Linked DNA regions of Homo sapiens: region 2 is linked to region 1. Evidence: chromatin loops called from intact Hi-C (ENCODE). Cell type or tissue: IMR-90. All regions are shown on one strand. Links, peaks and the distances in the headings refer to the core of each region. The heading gives the core; the rest is flanking DNA. Region 1 overlaps FLJ33534 (Putative uncharacterized protein FLJ33534). Region 2 has its middle 59 kb from the start of FLJ33534.

What was found. A loop is a pair of places that touch in the nucleus more often than their neighbours do. Peaks named below come from ENCODE experiments on the same cell type or tissue, not always from the same donor. Only the 100,000 strongest peaks of a DNase experiment are listed, where the experiment ranks them.
Region 2: a loop joins it to region 1, with 12 times the contacts of the local background. A loop is called at or near these places in 8 of 110 quality-filtered maps.

Annotation. Positions count from the first base shown.
Region 1 is chr2:11,122,272-11,127,643 of GRCh38, forward strand. It overlaps FLJ33534 (Putative uncharacterized protein FLJ33534), which reads right to left. Exons shown (of 9, transcript NR_040080.1): 4 at 2,312-2,514; 5 at 881-1,018. Among named protein-coding and RNA genes, the nearest start is that of FLJ33534, 7.2 kb to the right of the region's middle. In IMR-90, for the core only: a CTCF peak has its summit at 2,387 (motif pointing left); no DNase peak of the experiment used is centred there.
Region 2 is chr2:11,070,475-11,075,846 of GRCh38, forward strand. No RefSeq gene overlaps it. Among named protein-coding and RNA genes, the nearest start is that of FLJ33534, 59 kb to the right of the region's middle. In IMR-90, for the core only: a CTCF peak has its summit at 2,981 (motif pointing right); a DNase peak (open chromatin) is centred at 3,497; H3K27ac peaks cover 1,497 bases.

The DNA of each region.
Region 1 (5,372 bases), core at 258-5,257:
AGAGCAGCCCCGAGGGCTGCTGGCTGCACATTTTTATGGTTATTTCTTGATGATCTGCTAAACAAGGGGTGGATTATTCATGCCTGCCCTTTTTAGACCATATAGGCTAACTTCCTGACATTGCTGTGGCATTTGTAAACTGTCATGGCCCTGGTGGGAGTGTAGCAGCGAGGACGACCGGAGGTCACTCTCATGGCTGTCTTGGTTTTTGTGGGTTTTGACCAGCTTCTTTACTGCAACCTGTTTCATCAGCAAGGTCGTTATGACCTGTGTCGTCTTGTCCCATGACTTAGAATGCCTTAACTGTCCAGGAATGCAGCCCGGTAGGTCTCAGCCTCATTTTACCCAGCTCCTACGCAAGATGGAGTTGCTCTGGTTTACATGCCTCTGACATGAGCATGTGTGCCCACCTCGATCAAATCCATCAGGGGCACCTGCACCACTTAGCCCTGCCAGCCATTGGCCTGCTCCTACGGTGGGTCCCCTCCAGAAGTCCCCCAGAGCTCTTCCTCTCTTCACCTGCTTCCCGCCCACACATGCCCTGTGCTCCAGCCACAGGCACCCTGTCCAGATCCCTCCCCCATCTCCATACCTTCGCCCATGCTGTTCCCCCACCTGGCATGCTGGCACCCTCCTCCCCACCCCCACCCCAATCCAGCCACCTGCAAACTCCTCCAAGTTCCAGCTCAAGCCTTTATCCCCTTGGAAGCTTCCCAGAGAGGCTCAGACAGAAAAGACACAGCCAACTTACTATTCAGTGAGCCTCTCTCCCTGTCAGGGATACGAGGAAGGCCTGTCACTGAGACCCTACGATCCTGCCCAGCAGGGCTGCCACTCTCCAGCCCACTGTGGCACTCATATTGAGGACAGGGTCACATACCTGGTAATTATAACTTCAAGTCTATTTAACCATATGCCAGGCACTGTGCCAGGAGCCTTGCGTGGATCAACTCATCCAATCCTCACCCTCAGCCTAGAACTCGGAGGGCACAGAAGAGGCACAGCCACAAGGCTGCTGCTGCAAAGGACGACACAGGCAAATGCAGGTTGGAATAGGTGAAAGGGTCTCTCAAGGAAATGAGCTGGAGTCGGGCCTGGAAGAGCAGCAGAACATGCTCCTGGCCCTGCCACACACCTGGGTCCCAGAGCTACATGGAGCTGGCTGCCACCCCTGTCTGCAACCCTGGCCATCCCCGCAGGACGCCTGACAACTTCCTTACCCTGGCCTGCTGGCTAGAAACACCCGCCAGGCAGATGGCCTTTCTGACTGGCCTTCTCCTGGCTACTGCAGCCTCACCGGAGGGCCAGGGCCAGGGCCAGGGCCAGGCCAGGGGTGGCTCCTGCCTCAGCAGGACAGGGCAGCTCCAAAGGTGGGCTCTGCACCAGGGTCTCCCCTGAGCCAGGCAGGGGCTCCCCACGGGAGACAGTGCCAACCGCACAGGCCAGGGGTGCAAATTGAGGCTGGGGAAGGAGAGGCTGATCTCCTGGTGATCAGGGGGGCAGCACCAGCCTCAGCCATGCAGGTGTGAATTCCTCCCCACAGCCTGAGATCAGTGCCTCACCCCCGCCCTCTCTCCCCAGGCTCCCCGCTGGATTGCCCCTGCCTGACACCCCATGCTGGCAACCAGAGGCTGATTCTGCCCGACTGCCTCCAGCTCCTCGAGTGTTCAGCCTGGGTTCCAGAGGGAGGCCATACAGCCCCGTCAGAGACCACCAGGGAAGTATCACAGACCGCAGCCAGCGGGTGAGCTCAGCTGGGAGTTTGCACCAAGCCTGGCTCCGGAGTGTGGCCTGACTGACGCAGGCTGGGACCACCCTACATGGGCCGGCAGGTGTGGGTACGTCCTGGGGCTCAGAGAGGGGCTTGGAAGGCCAAAGGCAAGGCGGCCGGACCCGTTATCGCAGCACATAGCATCCCCTTGACTTGCTGGGAGAAGCTTGCGCCCTCATAGTTAGCAATTCCATGGCCACTGGAGGCCAGAGTGGGAGCTGGGAGGCTCTGGACACCATAGCTTTGGGCCCCCCGGCCCTCTCGGGCTGGTGTTCACCTGTAAATGCTGCTTCCGCTGTTCAAGCGCTGATGCTCCTCGTCGCTCACGGGTGAACAGCTGCTGCCCACCTCCAAGACCCCCCGCACCCTGCACGGCAGGTGACCTCTTGCGTCCCTTCTGGGCCCTCCCTGTGGATTTAGAATGTCGCACCTGCCTGCCGAGGCTCACAGCTGGGTTCCTTTCACAGACACCGTATCCGGACAATCCATTTGTTCTGTCTTTAATCAGAAATGGCCATAGCGAACTACCGTGCGTCCAACCTGAGACACCTGGGGATGGTGGAGCCAGGGGAGATGCCGCGGGCCTGAAGGAGGATGCGAAGCTCCAGGGTGCCCCCTGCTGCCTCCGGAGCGTGCTGCAGTCATGGCCGACGTGGACCTGGCAACCTGCTCCGATCTTCAGAAATATTATCCACGAGACCTGCTTTCTCCCATAATGCATTCGGCTGGCCACCCATGGGAAGCTACAGAATAAAGAACATAAAGACATGCTCCAGAATATGTTCCCAATGCTTAAAATTCCCCCAACTCCCAGGAATCTAGAGTCTTTGAAATATAGATCATTGAGTATCTTTTTGATAACCGAAGTAAAACTGTTTATGTGAGATGCTTTTTCTCTGCAAATAACAACTGAAGAAGAGGCCAGAAACTATAGTCAGAAGGGATTCTGGTCCTGGGGGTCCATTTCTTGCCTGTGCGGTCTAGGTGGGTTGTGGTCTTCCAGTTTCTGCCCCTAAATCCACATGTGATCGGCTCCACTTCACAAGGCCGTCACAACACTTCACAAGAGAAATGCAAGAAAGCACACTTTTCAAGCAGTGTACACAGTTGCTGTTTTTAATGCCATTATCCATCAGGGAATTTCTCACTTGTCTCCCAGAGGCTCGAGTGGATTGAAAATATAAGGTCTATTTAATGAAAATTATCAAGGAAGTTCCTGGGGAAAAATCCTTAGGCGTAGTCAAGTATTAGTCAAACCACAGCTCTGCAGTTCCAATAAAGCACAGACTTTAGAAGTTGTATGAGTGAATTCCATGCAAGGCCTGCCACTTATTGCCTGGGTCCCTGGACAAGACACTCAGCCTCTTGAAGACTTTGTTTTCTCATCCATAAAATGGAGCTAATACTGTTCACCGAATGAGGTGAGGTGAGGACTGGAAATAATGCCTGACGTACAGTGGGGGCTGAATACAAGGTTGGTTCTTTTTTTTAAGATGGAGTCTCGCTCTGTCACTCAGGCTGGAGTGCACTGGCATGATCTCAGCTCACTTCAACCTCCACCTCGAGGTTTCAAGTGATTCTCCTGCCTCAGCCTCCCAAGTAGATGGGATCACAGGCTCGTGCCTACCCACACCCAGCTAATTTTTGTATTTTTAGTAGAGATGTGGTTTTGCCATGTTGGCCAGGCTGGTCTCAAACTCCCGACCTCAGGTGATCTACCCACCTCAGCCTCCCAAAGGGCTGGCAGGAATTACAGGTGCGAGCCACTGTGCCTGGCCATACAAGGTCGGTTTTATCCCTTAATAGATCCCAGAAGGAATTCAAATCTGTATAATCTGTGATTGGTTGAATTGTGCTTCTCAAAATTTGCATTGAAGTGCTAATCCCCAGCACCCCAGAATGTGACCTTATTTGGAACCAGGGTCATTGCCGATGTGATGAGTTCGGATGAGGTCATACTGGAGTAGGGTGGGCTGAGATCCAGTATGAATGTGCCCTCATAAAACAGGAGAAATTTAGACAGAGACACACAAAGAAACAACACCATGTGAAGATGAAGGCAGAGATTAGGGTGATGCTTCTGCACACCAAGGAACATGGAAGATTGCCAGGAAGGTCCCAAAAGTGGGGTAAGGGGCCTGGCACAGATTCTCCCTCACTGTCTCAGAAGGAATGAACCCCACCGACCCCTCTTCTCAGACCTCTGACCTCCAGCACTGTGACACGCTCCATTTCTCTTGTTTAGCCACCCAGTTCATGGCATTGTGTTAGGGCAGCTCTGGCAAACTAATACATAATCCAAGAGAGACTGTCATAGATTTACTATCTTTACTGTTGAATAATCCTTACCAATGGGCCCAGGCCGGGCATGGTGGCTCACGCCTGTAATCCCAGTACTTTGGGTGGCCAAGCAGGGTGGATCGCTTGAGCCCAGGAGTTTGAGACCAACCTGGGTAACATAGCGAGAGTCCATTGCTACAGAAGAATAAACAAAATTAGCTGGGTGCGGTGGTACACACCTGTGGTCCCAGTTACTCAGGGCACTGAGGTGGGAAGATCACGGGGCGCAGGAGGCTGCAGTCAGTCGTGATGGTGCCACTGCACTCCAGCCTGGACGATAGAGGGAGAGCCTGTCTCAAAAAAAAAAAAAAAGCCCAGGAAGGTAGGGTCAGAGCCTAGACAAGAACCCAGTTCTCTGGATTCTCAATTCTGTGCTCTCTGCACTACCCCTGACAATCATATCTTAGGCGTTAACATGATTGACCAGGTGCAGTGGCTCACACCTATAATCCTAGCACTCTGGGAAGTCAAGGTGGGCAGATTGCTTGAGCCCAAGAGTTTGAGATCAGCCTGGGCAACACAGTGAGACCCTGTCTCTACAAGAAAACACAAAAACTACCCAGGCATGGTGGCGCATGCCTGTAGTCCCAGCTACTTGGGAGGCTGAGGTGGGAGGATTGCTGAACCCTGGAGTTGGAGGCTGCAGGGAGCCAAGATCATGCCACTGCATTCCGGTCTACTCCCTAAAGATATGCAGTAGACACGGGAGGAAGCACGTCCGTTCAGACTTTTCTCATGCATTCAACTCATATTATAATAACAACACCAGAATCAGACTGCATATACCACTTTGCAACACGTTTTGTTATTGTTGTTTTATCATGTTTGTTTTGCTTAACATTATATAGATGACATCTTTACAAGTAATAAGTATAGTAAAGATACCACAAGTAACATAACCAGTCTTCTATTGATGGAATTTTTTTTTTTTTTTTTTGAGACGGAGTCTTGCTCTTTTGCCCAGGCTGGAGTGCAGTGGCACGATCTCAGCTCACTGTAACCTCCACCTCCAGAGTTCAAGCAATTCTCCTGCCTCAGCCTCCCGAGTAGCTGGGACTACAGGCATGCACCACCATGCCCGGCTAATTTTTTGTACTTTTAATAGAGATGGGGTTTCACCATGTTGGCCAGGTTGGTCTCGAACTCCTGACCTCAGATAATCCACCCGCCTCGGCCTCCCAAAGTGCTGGGATCACAGGCGTGAGCCACTGCACCTGACCCTTGATGGACATTTAGATTGTTTCCTTTTTTTTTTTAACTA
Region 2 (5,372 bases), core at 277-5,276, 52 kb before region 1:
TGAAGCAGGTTCCGTGGGTAATTCCCTCTCTGTTCCTTAATAAGAACCCTGAAAACCACCAGGACAAATTCTGGGCAGAGAGAGATTTCTCAGAGGAATGTTGTAAGTATTAGGTTGCGCAAAAGTAATTACTTTTCTCACCCTTCTATTACTTTTGCACCAACTTAATAGTACCTGTTCTAGCTCTTGTTAATATATAATTCATCTTCTAAAAAGGGGCACATGAATGTTACTGTCCATTAATGACAACAGACGGTGGCCACATTTGCCAGTCCCATTTGCTTCTCACAAGAAAAAAGAAAAAAGTCAAGAGCATCTTGCCCACCCAGGACAGGGCTTCTCGCAGCTGGTTCCTTCTGGGCAACCAGCCCCCTGGAACCCCTAGAGCTGGGGCGATTGTGAAACAGTCTTCCCCCATTTTTTTTTTTTTTTTTTTTTTCAGTTGCAAGATTTAATAGAGTGAAAACAGAGCTCCCTTGCAAAGGGAGCTATACTGTGATACATGGAAGACTGGATCATCTATTGCCTGAGAGCACAGCAGGAGGTACAATGATCGGGATATAAGGGATATAAACCCAGGCATTTGAGCCGGCAACGGCTACCCTCTTTGGGTCCCCTCCCTTTGTATAGGAGGGGATACTGGATGTGATGCATGGATACTGTATCACATCACACCCAGAAAGGTCTGGTGGCTCCTGCTGTAGCCACCAGAATAGATGATTCAGGAAGGGTTGGGAGGAGAGTACCTGCGTGAGGGAGGAGAAAGTGCCAGTGAAAGGAGGTGGGTTATACATAGGGACATGGACCACATAAGAAGCCATATGAGGACGATGGGAGCCAGGGCCCTCATATCAAAGAAGTGAGTTACAGACGTGGAAAGGGGAAAGCTAGAATGAGCCCTGTTGTTTGACCTGGTGAGACAGCCAAGTAAAAAGGGCTCCCGGGAGAACTTCTAACAGGCCTGCACACTAGGAGGACGGGGTGGAGCCAGGGAACTTCCAGCCATTTGCAGAGGGGAGGAGCCCGGCCTCTTCAGTTCCTGTGTGGTGGGGGCAGGAGCTGATTTCTCAGCTTCCCTCTCGCTCTGCTGAAAGTGTTTCTCTTCTTCCTTTTTCACCCAATAAATTCCATTTTTCTCACCCTTCTATGTGTCTGTGAGCCTAATCTTTCCTGGTCATGTGACAAGAACCTGGTTTTTAGTTGAACTGAGGAGAAAGTCCTGCAACACTGGGATTAAAGTATCCATGTGAACTTAAAGTTTTGGGGAACAATAGACAGCTGATAGATTGATTAGAGAGATGAGAGATGGATGGATGAAGGTTAGATATAGATAGATGATAGATAAGTTAGATGATAGAAATAGATATTAGATAGACAGAGATAGATGATACACAGATAAATTAGATGATGGAGAGAGAGAGATTAGCTAAACAGACAGTGATAGACGATAGATACCAGGTAGAAAGATACACATATATATATTACATATATTCCCTAGCTCTGCCCATTTAAGGAGCCTGGGAACAGCAACAAAAGCTGCTGTTTCCCAAAAGCACTGAGCACACCTAGCACCCAGACTTTGGCTTTTAAATTTCATTCTCCACATGAAAGAGGAACCCACATCCCCTGGAGAAACAATTGATTCCAGGGCTGGGACTGAGAAGCTTCAACAGCAGCCGGCAGCTCCCGCTCTAAGGGGCTTTGTGGTTTACTGCTGTTGATCAGTCAAAGGCTATGGTGAGCAGTAGAACTGTGGTGTTCAAAGGACCCTCACCCTTAATGTTTCAAAGCAATTCATTTGATTCATTAAAGTTTACATTTTATTACTTTAACAAATCAAATAATCTACCTAGAAAAAGTAATAATGTCCCCCAGTGCCTCTATTCCCAGTATGACCCCTAACTCCTGCTCAAGAAGCTAGATGCCACCTCCCCTTGCTCCTTGGTTATTCACCTGATTCTGTTTCCTGCCTCTTAACAATTGTATAACCACCCAGCGGGTTCTCCTTGCCCGCTACCCAGACAGAGCAGATTTATCAAGACGGGAGAATTGCAATAGAGAAAGAGTTGTTGATGCACAGCCAGCTGTGCAGGACACCAGAGTTTCATTATAACTCAAATTAGTCTCCCCGAGAATTGACTCCAATTCGGGGATTGGAGTTTTAAAAGATAATTTGGTGAGTAGGGGCCAGTGAGTTGTGACTGCTGATTGGTCGGGTTGCAGATGAAATCATAGGAAGTCAAAGCTGTTCTCTTGTGCTGAGTCAGTTCCTGGGTTGGGGGTGGCCACACGACCAGATGAGCCAGTTTATTGATCTGGGTGGTGCCAGCTGATCCATCGAGTTTGGGGTCTGCAAAATATCTCAAGCACTGATCTTAGGTTTTAAAACGGTGATGTTATCCCCAGGAGCAATCTGAGGAGAGTCAGAGTCTTGTAGCCTCCAGCTGCATGGCTCCTAAACCATAATTTCTAATATTTGGCTAATTTGTTAGTGATACAAAGGCAGAGGAGTGCCCAGGCAAGAAAGGAGTTTGTTTTGGGAAAGGGCTGTTATCGTCTTTGTTTCAAAGCTAAACTATAAACTAAGTTCCCCTCAGAATTATTTCAGCCTGTGCTCAGGAATGAACAAGTACAACTTGGAGGTTAGAAGCAAGATGGAGTTGGTTCAGTCAGATCTCTTTCGCTGTCTCAGTTATAATGTTGCAATGGCCGTTTCAATTCAATGGCATCCATGTAGATTCCTCAGGAGTTCTGTGGGGTGCCGGAAGCAGGGCGGGGCAGCTGTGGAAAGGACAGGTTTAGGAACAGGCGGCTTAAAACAGTGGGGCTATAGCAGGAGCCTGCAGACCTGTCTGGATGTGATGTGATGCGGACGGGGGCAGGATGGAAATGGGAAATCTGAGAACGTCTCAGGTCGAGCACTGCCCAGCAGCCTTCTCTCCCTTTCCTCTTCCCCTCCCGCATGACCCAAGCCAGCGCCAGTGGGTGGCGCTGCAGCGTCTCTGCCTTCACCTCTGTCTCTGTTCCTTCTGGCACACACACACAAACACAGACACACACACATATGCACACAGAGGTTTTGAGTGTATGTGTTGTTTGTTTAAAAAAAAAAAAACTACGTAGTGCTATATAATCTTGTTTACAACTAGCTTTTCCCACTTCAGAATATCTTGGAGGTCAATTATCCAGGTCAATACATACAAATCTATATTCTTACGATAAGAGGTGCCATTGAGGTTCAATCAGCCCAATGCTGAAGGTCATTCGGGGGTTTTAGTTTTTCACCGTCAACAGTGCCACAGCAACCATCATCTCACACCGAAAAAGGAGAAAGAGACCATTGAGGAGACCCAAAAAACTTCGGTTGGAAAAATGGGCCCCATGAGGAAATTTTTACATCCTTATGGAAGAATCGCTTGAGACTTTTAAATCTATGAAAGCTCATATGTCCATAACCAGCCGCCCTTGTGTCCTGAAGGAAAAAATGTAAACAGGAAATTGCTTTCAACTGCAAGAAAAAAATGACTCAGGAACTCAGGATGAAAATGGAGACTGGACAGAGATGGAAGCCAGGACTGAGCCCATGGTGCCAGGCGGCTGCGCCCAGCCCCTGCCCACCTGTACTCCCCTCCAAAGGGAAAAATAAAGAAAAAGCACCGTCAAATGCACACAGGTGTGATTGTGCCACTGTGGTGCACCCTTTACCCCGGGAAACGTGTGCTGCCGTTTGTCTTTATTCTAAGGGCGATGAGGATCACTACAGCGATTGTCTGCAGCTGGAAACACTCCTTTTCTAATAAGTGGTTTAGCTGCTTTCCTTTCCATGTGTCTCACTCAGACCCAGTACAAAATTTAAAATGGCACAAATAACAGATGCTCGGTCGCCAGAAGTGCAGTTTGGAGGCAGCAACGCAGAGCAGTGGAAGGGGCTCCAGGTGTTCCCATCTAAGGCAGTGGCCGGCAGGCAGGAGGCCACGGCTGGTCCTGGTTCTGCCTCAGGGTGGCCCATGGTCCTGTCGGGTCACCTCCCTCCCCAAGGCCTCAGACTCCTCCTTTGTAATGTAGGGATAATGACCCGAGCCTGGGGCTCCTCACTGGGTGCCACGAGGATGACTTGGATGCCATCTGTGCAGGCTCCGTCTCCTTCTCTGAGGGCTGGCACTAGGCAGGGCTCTGAACTGGGCTGATGTGAGCAGGACGGCACCTACGTGACCGATGGGGACACTAAAACCCAGCCCCTTGCCTCAGGTGGGACAACATGGGTCCCATTCACAGTCCTGGGCTCCCTGTGGGGTCAAACCACCTCTTTGTCTACTTCTTCCCCTGTCTGGGTACGCTTCTCTCACCCTCACACACGTCACCCGAGGGCACTCCCTCAAGAGTTTCTGTCTCAGGCCTGACAAGGTGGCTCACGCCTGTAATCCCAGAACTTTGGGAGGCTGAGGTGGGAGGCTTGCTTAAGTCAAGGAGTTTGAGACCAGCCTGGGCAACATAGTGAGACCCTGTCTCTAAAGAAAATTTTAAAAATTAGCCAGGTGTGATAGCACACCTGTAGTCCCAGCTATTTGGGAGGCTGAGGCAGGAGGATAGTTGAGTCCAAGAGTTGGAGGCTGCAGTGAGCTATGATCACACCACTGCACTCTAGCCTGGGCCACAGAGCGAGACCCTATCCCTTAAAAAAACAAAAACTCCTCTCTCAAACTCTGCTTCTATAGGAGCCAGCCAAAGAACACCATGTTGGTCAGAAGGCGATGCACGGCACAAACTGAAATGTAAGTGAAAACGACTACTGTTCCTGTTGGATCTGTACAGATAAAACAAGATTGGACACCATATGAGACACAGCGGTGGACTGAGGAACGGCTAGCATCACTGCTTCCCTCCTGCCAGTGGCCTTGCCAGTGTCACAGCAGGCAGCAAGTGACCAGCAGCTCTCAGCACAGGGGGGACAGCTGGCCAAAGTACAACTGTCCCTACCATCAGACCCACCTCAGGCCACTGACTTTGTGTATGTGGCAGAGATTACAGCTGCTACCTATTGCCATTCTCTCTTCTTTCTTAGTAACACAGTCCTGCTTTTTAGCTGGACATGTTGCCACTTAAGAATAAAGACTGCCTTCCCCAGCCTCCCTCAAAACTAGGAGTGACCAGTGAGATGCAAATGGAAGTGTTGTGTTGGACTTCTTGGAGTGTTTCTCAGATGATTGAGGGAGCCCTTCTTCCTCACTTTTTCCTTTCTGGTGCTTCAACTGTAGGAATAATGGCTGGAGCTCTGGCAGCCATCTTAGGCTGTGAGATTGCCTTGATATTGGAAGTGATACCAGGCAAAAATAGAAGACAGAAAGGAACCGGGTTACCTGATAACTTCATGG